Regions from separate parts of the Homo sapiens genome. Here region 1 is linked to region 2. The links are chromatin contacts, found by Hi-C or POLR2A ChIA-PET in ENCODE. All regions are on one chromosome and are shown on one strand. The core of a region is the stretch at or near the end of the contact, and the rest is flanking DNA. Distances in the headings are between cores, read along the strand shown. Region 1 overlaps SUPT16H (SPT16 homolog, facilitates chromatin remodeling subunit). Region 2 overlaps RPGRIP1 (RPGR interacting protein 1).

Region 1 (3,740 bases), core at 598-3,097, 44 kb after region 2:
ATTTGTATGTGCACAGGGAAAATCCACTTAAGACTTTTCTGGTGATTTCTCCAGAAATCCTTTCCAATTTGTCCATTCTGGTGCAGATGCCTCGTTATGTCCCCAAAGCAACTTGTGCTTCCATTTATTATATAGCACCTATACACTATACCATTTTCCTTTCTCCTTCACTAGATTGAGTCCTCTTATGAAATGGGTAATTTCATTCATTTAGCATCCCCAGTACCTAACCTGACAAATACCAAGTATCAAAGTGTTCAACTGAGTGATGCTGTTTTTTTCCCTTTCCCAACAGTTGTTAGCCCTGAAGATCTGGCTACCCCAATAGGAAGGCTGAAGGTTTCCCTTCAAGCAGCTGCTGTCCTCCATGCTATTTACAAGGAGATGACTGAAGATTTGTTTTCATGAAGGAACAAGTGCTATTCCAATCTAAAAGTCTCTGAGGGAACCATAGTAAAAAGTCTCTTATAAAGTTAGCTTGCTATAACATGAATTTGGTTTACTGTGATGTCTAGTGTCTCTCAATCTAATGATGAAAGTTTAGAATGATGAAAGTTTCATTTGTAAAACTAGCTAGCTAAAGGCATTTTTCTCCAGTACCTTAGCACTTTACCAGGCAGGAAGCAGGCTTGCTTTCAAGAACTGAAAATGAACGGTCACAGGTGAATTTACAAAAACAAACAACAAAAAAAACCCAGTTTATTCATCTTTTAGTTCTTCCAAAATTGAAAATATCAAGTCCTACTGCTAAGGAGAAAAAACAAACAAACATAAAATCCGGGACCCCTCCCCCCTTCTTCTCTTAAAGTCACAGAGCACGGAAGGAACTGCAGTGGGACAGGTGGGTGCAGAGAACCAGAAGGGGAGGATGGCAAGATAAACTCCCCAAATACTTGAAAAGCTGTTCAACAGAAACTGTGATAAATACAGGACAATGCAAGACAAAGTTAAAATAAGGAGCAGCAGTGCCGAGAGGCTGTGTTGTAGATATGGCCTCCCTTCCTCTTCTCTTTTCTCATCAGGGTATTCTAGGCCCAAGGCATGACTTGTCCCTTCCAGATATAAATGTTGACTCCTTTGAGCCTTCCTCTACATTTCACTAGAAGCGGTACATGAGGCACAACCTGATATATCTTCCTTAGATATATGAGAAAAAAAAGAAGACAGTGGCAATTTTGCCTTCTATCATTGTACCATGTGTGCATTGTATGGAGAAAATAACCGAGCCAGGGAGTATCACTGCTTCTTATGTCTTCCAAGGCAGCAGATATACCTCAGAATCTGCACGAGGCAGGAAAGCAGGAAAACTCAGACGAAGGCACCAGCCCAATCTGCCTCACTGGCTCAAGCTGTATGGTTTATCACAACCATTAGCAAATTTCCGAGAACCTTGAGTATTGCAAAGATAAAACTTAGAGATGTGCGGAAGGTCATGGCAGTAGGGTAGGTTGGAGGATTGAATGTGCTGGTCAAGAACCATGATACGGGTAATTAAGGGTCACCTTGTACCACTGTCTTGGAAATACAGCTTTGAGACACCAAATAAGATGTCAGAAGCCATCAATGTCTTGGCAGAAGGTGACAGGAAGAGAGAAGAATGAAACAATATTTATTAACAGCGGGAGCCTCCTCCTGTCTTCAAGAACACCTCCTCCCTTGCCATCTGAATGGGGCCATTGGCACGTGTCCTGGTGGGCCTGGAATTCCCCGAGTAGATTGGTCCACACAAATGGCCCCCTAAACCCATAAACACAAATGGCAAAACTTCAAATGAAAACGAAAGGAAAAATACAGTTTCTATGTCATGTAAAATTTTCAGGGGTTGGCTGGAGGAAGAATGGAGCTCAGGGCCAAAGTTCAGAAGTTACTTCCTCTTTTTCTTGGGGGGTGCAGAGCTGTGTCTGGAACCACGGTTAGAGCCACGGCCCGAACTGTGCACAGATGCCTTCCTCTTCCGGCTCATACTTCGACTTTGTTCTTCTTCTTCCTCGTAACGACTTTCTCGGTCCGCTAAATAGAAGAGGCATTATTAGTTAGCAATAGGTAAGCTTTAGGTACCTAATATTACTGGATAGCATGAGATAGTACAGAGAATACACTTTGGAATCAGACCCAAGTTTTAATATTGGGCAAGTACTTTCTGAACCTTGGTTTATTTACAAAAGGGAGAATTATTTAAGGGTTAAATAAGGTAACCTATGAAAACTACCTATTCCCAATGCTTGGAACACAGCAGTTAATATTTATTTCCTTTTAAGCTTTAAAACGTTTGTTTGGGGTTTGGCTTCAGAGTAACTAGATTAGCATTATAAAGACATGCCTAACCTGGAAGAAGCCTAGAAAATTAAAGTATTATAGGATTTAGGTTTGGAAACTGAGTAGGCTAATTCTTGAGTATTACATGAATATGTGGCTATCATGGCTATAGGAAAGATGGGGGCTTGCGCAGATGAAAACAGCATCCAGTTTGGCAGAGCACTGCCCACTGGAGAGTATGGACACATTCCACACCTCATTTTCTCCTTCAGTCAATGAAGTTGTATCTGTGGCTCCAAAGCACTTTTATAGTGTTCTTTTGTTACTTTCATTACGCCATCAATACTAACACCTCAAAATATTGAAATGTGTTAGAAATTTGTGCGTAGACAAATGAATAAAAAACAACACATTTTTAAAAACCTTTTCGGGCTTCTTCCTCCAGTTCATCCCAATCCTTTCCACTCTCTTCTTCACTACCCAATGACTCCTTAGAATAGTCTGGAAGAAAATTAATTAAGCGTTAGTCATCATGCGGGAACAGAATGGAACGACAGAGTTCTTAGTCTAAAAAAAGTAGTTTTCAGAAATGACATTAGATTAGGAAGCCAGGACGAACTTTGCTCTGTAAGACTAACCTGACTCTTCTGCTTCTGATGAATAATCTTCATCACTGTCCTCCTCTTCCTCTTCATAGTCATCTTCTGAAGGATTAAAAGTCTCATCTTCAATTTCAGACTCTGAATCCCCTTCTTCAGCATCACTCCCCTGGTGAGTTAGAGCATAATACTGATTTTTTTTTGACATTTACCTTATTAACTTAATGAATTAATTCAGCCCACATAGTATACCAGTATTTACATGAAGAAAACAAGAGCAAAATAATCTGAGGGATCAAGAGATAAAATGACTTGTTTAAAATTAGTGGTCAGGTGCAATTATTATTTTACTATTATTATGTATTATTACATTTCTGAAAAATTCACGTTAGCCTTCCTCACCCAGGGAAATTAACAACAGAAAGACTTTCTGTATTTACGTATCACACAAACGTTAAGTGGATCATTTTTTAAAAAATAATTTTTGCAAAATGCCCTGAAGGATTTTTCCCTAAATGCTAAGAAACTCATTGAGGAAAAGTTTTTGTAATTTCCAAGAAATCTTGTCAGGAGTTAGTTACCACTGCCCAATCAATTTATCAATTTGAAGAAACAATAATATCAAGTGGTGTTTAGAGCTTCTCCCAGATGGCCTAGTCCCTTATGTACTACTCATATTCCATTCTAACTGACCAAATGATAGCGGGCAACACTGTGTACCAGAAAAGAAACCCCACACTCACGCACCTCACCCTCAGGCTCCAGGAAAGACCAGCCACCTTGTTCGAAGAAGCCCTCAGGGTCATCAACAATGGTCTTCATGATTTTAGTCCAGTTGAGGGACTGTACTCCTTCTGTGTATTTCAGGTCGCAGGAACTAAGAGA
Region 2 (3,296 bases), core at 445-2,944:
ATTCTCTTGCCCAGTGTCCATAGCTGGGATGACAGGCTTATGCCACCACACCCATCTGACTTTTGTGTTTTTAGTAAAGACAAGGTTTTGCCATGTTGCCCAGGCTGGTCTCCAACTCCTGACCTCAGGCCATCTGCCCGCCTCAGCCTCCCAAAGTGCTGGGATTATAGGCGTGAGCCACGGTGCCTGGTTCATAATCTTCTTTTTAAGTTTTCTAGCACGTTCAAACCTCACTGGTTTCTCTAAGGAAACGGCTGAGACCTAGCTTGACATTGCAAGGTTTGTGGGAAATTATGAACACCATCATTTAAAAAAGTAGTTATTATCTTTTCTCATAACATAAGCTTAAGGTTAGTGATCTCTATCAAATCTTGGCTGGCGTGATGAGAAATGGGAGAAAGGAGATTATTTACTAGACTGTACATACACCACATACTTGTGTTCTAGTGTGGGTAAGACGGGAAGGCAAGAGACAAGAGGGAGGTATTCTTACTAGGGCATAGTCAAGGAGAAAATGTCTTTAATTCTATCCATGTTCAGACAGAATAATTTAGCGCCTTTCTCTGCAGAGCTTCCATTAAAGAGAAGGTAGAGCTGATTCGACTTAAGAAGCTCTTACATGAAAGAAATGCTTCATTGGTTATGACAAAAGCACAATTAACAGAAGTTCAAGAGGTGAGTTGCCATCATCAGCTGTGCTTTCTTGGTGGGGGGAAACCCCAATTAAGAGATTCATATTATTTTCTCCATTTTAAATATGAGAAGCCACAATTCAGAAAGACAATTTATAAGTGATATCACACAATTTATAAGTGATATTCAAATCCAAGCCTCACAACTCGGAGTCTATGCTTTTCCCAGTATTTCCCATTAGTTCTCTATTAAGAGGAAGGCTCAAGCTCTGCCTGCTAAGGTGAAATAAAGTGGAGTTAACTTGTGTAAGGGTTACGGTCCCCTACGAAGACCACAACCAGAATGTGATTAAATTAGGAAGCCAAAAGCAGTCACAGGGAAGGGAAGGAAACTAGCCTTTTAATTAGCACTTTCTGTGAGCTGTACTCTGTCCCAGATATTTACAGTCATGATCTTTTTTAAGCCTGACAACAGCCCTCAAGGTAAGTATATTTAGCATTAGCACACATTAGAAACTAACATCTGATTGGTGGAAATAGAGTATCAAGGGTCAAAGTAAGGTCAGCACCATCCTTTTATTGAACAAATATTTATCCAGTACCAGGAATTGCAAAGCACTGGGATACAAAGATTCCAAGGGTAAGTAAGAAAAAACTGCCTTCAAGGAGTTTATAGGAGTGAGAAAACAAGTAAACAAATTCAACTATCCTATGCAGGGTATGGGCAGGACACAAAAGAGAGAGTAGTCAGACCCACCAGTGGGTGAGGTGCTGATATGGCTGATAAGTGGAGGAACACCAGGGCTCTTGTCTCACGCGAATTAGATAAAACGACACGGACACAGGTGGAGCGGCTTTAAGGAGCGGAGAGTTTAATAGGCAAGAAACAAGGGAGAAGAAAGACGGAAGAAGCTCCCCTGTACTGAGACAGAGGGAGAAGGACTCCAAAGCAGAGAGGGGAGACCTCATGTGCCGGGAAAAGTGGCTGCTTATATGAGTAGGCAGGAGGAGGTAGTGTCTGATTTGCATAGGGCTCAGGGGATTGGTTTGACCAGGCATGTCACTCATGTAGCCTGTGGAAAAAACTGGCCCTCCTACCCTAGTCTTTTAATATGCAAATGAAGGGCGCCATGATGTTCTACACACGTGGGGATATGTGGGGGTGGCCATGTTGCCAGGTACAGGTCGGGGAAAGGACAGGAAGACAAGGGCGGGAATCGCCATGTTTGGGTGGACCCAGTTTCTAAAGACCTGTATTTGCATATCAAAGGTTGCCTTCCCGGCTGTAAGAGCCAGGGCTTTCCTGCTAGACAAAAAACGTTTCTGGAGCTGCTTTAAAGGACGAGAAAACTTTCCAAGGACCCCTTTTCCTCTCTATCTGCCTAAAATTATTTTTAATAACTCCTTTAACAGTGCCAGATCAGAAAAGGATTAATGACTGGGTGCGGTGGCTGGAGCCTGTAATCCCAGCACTTTGGGAGGTCAAGGAGGGAGGATCACTTGAGCTCAGGAATTCGAGACCAGCCCAGACAACATGGCGAAACCCCATCTCTATCAAAAATAGAAAAATTAGACAGGCATCGTGATGTGTGCCTGTAGTCCTAGCTACTATGGAGGCTGAGGCAGGAGGATTGCTTGAGTGCTTGAGCCCAGGAGGCAGAGGTTGCAGTGAGCCGAGATCCCGATACGGCACCTCAGCGTGAGACTTTGTCTCAAAAAAAGAAAAAAGAAAAGGATTAATAAAGGAATAGATTTGTGAGTTAAATACTGAAATACTAAAAGATTAGCTTGTGTTAATAAGTGTGTAAGAGAAGAGGGGGCTTTCCATGAGAGCAGAGGTGAGAAACATCAGGTCTGGTCATGAAGGACACACTAAGAATTTTTTTTCTCGTTGTCATTAAAGACAGAACATGCTAGGAATTTAGACTTTATCCTACAAACAGCAGAGAGCTATGTGAAAGGGTTTTAAGCAAGTTGATATGATCAATTTTTTTCTCTCTCAAGATTATTTGACCTTTTTTAAAAAATAAAAAATAAATTTAAAAAAAAAGTTTGGGAGGCTGAGGTGGGTGGATCGCTTGAGGTCAGGAGTTTGAGACCAGCCTGGCCAACATGGTGAAACCCCGTCTCTACTAAAATACAAAAATTAGGTGTGGTGGGGGGCACCTGTAATCTCAGCTACTTGGGAGGTTGAGGAAGGAGAATTGCTTGAACCTGGGAAGCCGAGGTTGCAGTGAGCCAAGATTGTGCCGCAGCACTCCAGCCTGGGCAACAGAGTGAGACTGTCTCAAAAACAAAAACGAAAACTTACCTCTCATATTTGCTACAAGGATTAAATGAGATAATATGTGTGAAATGATTATAATGATCATGATGTGGCAGGTAATGAAACACATAGTAACACATAGCAACTACTCAACTAATTATAGCTGTTGTTATGATCATTCTTTTTTTTTTACTAAAACTGAAGAGATCTTTCTGAAGTGTGCTAAGTAACAGTACCTAATTTAAGATTAAACATTTTTCTTGGATAATCCACCAAGTACAATGCAAATGTTAATAAATGACCCTTCATTCTTTTTTGAGAAATGGTGTGAATGATTGCAGTCACAGACTACTTGGCAAGCTAGGGCAGGGGAAAAATAGCAACAATTAGTAAACAAG

Evidence for each region. A loop is a pair of places that touch in the nucleus more often than their neighbours do. ChIA-PET counts read pairs that join two places held with the same protein, here RNA polymerase II (POLR2A). Pooled maps may share reads with other maps.
Region 1: a map of B cell shows a loop between it and region 2 (6-fold over the local background). The contact joins two enhancer-like sites. A Hi-C loop is called at or near these places in 2 of 168 maps with a recorded cell type or tissue (B cell and breast epithelium), 3 of 37 single-sample maps with no recorded cell type and 4 of 50 pooled maps. POLR2A ChIA-PET finds 5 or more read pairs at or near these places in 10 of 52 experiments (A549, BJ, CD8-positive, alpha-beta memory T cell and 7 more).

Annotation. Positions count from the first base shown.
Region 1 is chr14:21,350,809-21,354,548 of GRCh38, forward strand. SUPT16H (SPT16 homolog, facilitates chromatin remodeling subunit) reads right to left here. Exons shown (of 26, transcript NM_007192.4): 23 at 3,603-3,732; 24 at 2,895-3,024; 25 at 2,680-2,757; 26 at 668-2,010. The coding sequence ends at 1,865. It overlaps RPGRIP1 (RPGR interacting protein 1), which reads left to right. Exons shown (of 25, transcript NM_020366.4): 25 at 296-493. The coding sequence ends at 408. Among named protein-coding and RNA genes, the nearest start is that of SUPT16H, 31 kb to the right of the region's middle. RefSeq lists an enhancer at 1,176-2,375. Within about 2 kb of position 1,848, at least 3 of the 41 ENCODE cell types and tissues checked have a DNase peak (open chromatin) inside an H3K27ac peak, as active enhancers do; they include B cell, where a contact is called at or near this core.
Region 2 is chr14:21,307,162-21,310,457 of GRCh38, forward strand. It overlaps RPGRIP1 (RPGR interacting protein 1), which reads left to right. Exons shown (of 25, transcript NM_020366.4): 7 at 570-675. Among named protein-coding and RNA genes, the nearest start is that of RPGRIP1, 29 kb to the left of the region's middle. RefSeq lists enhancers at 1,723-2,250, 2,073-2,232. Within about 2 kb of position 1,695, at least 12 of the 41 ENCODE cell types and tissues checked have a DNase peak (open chromatin) inside an H3K27ac peak, as active enhancers do; they include B cell, where a contact is called at or near this core.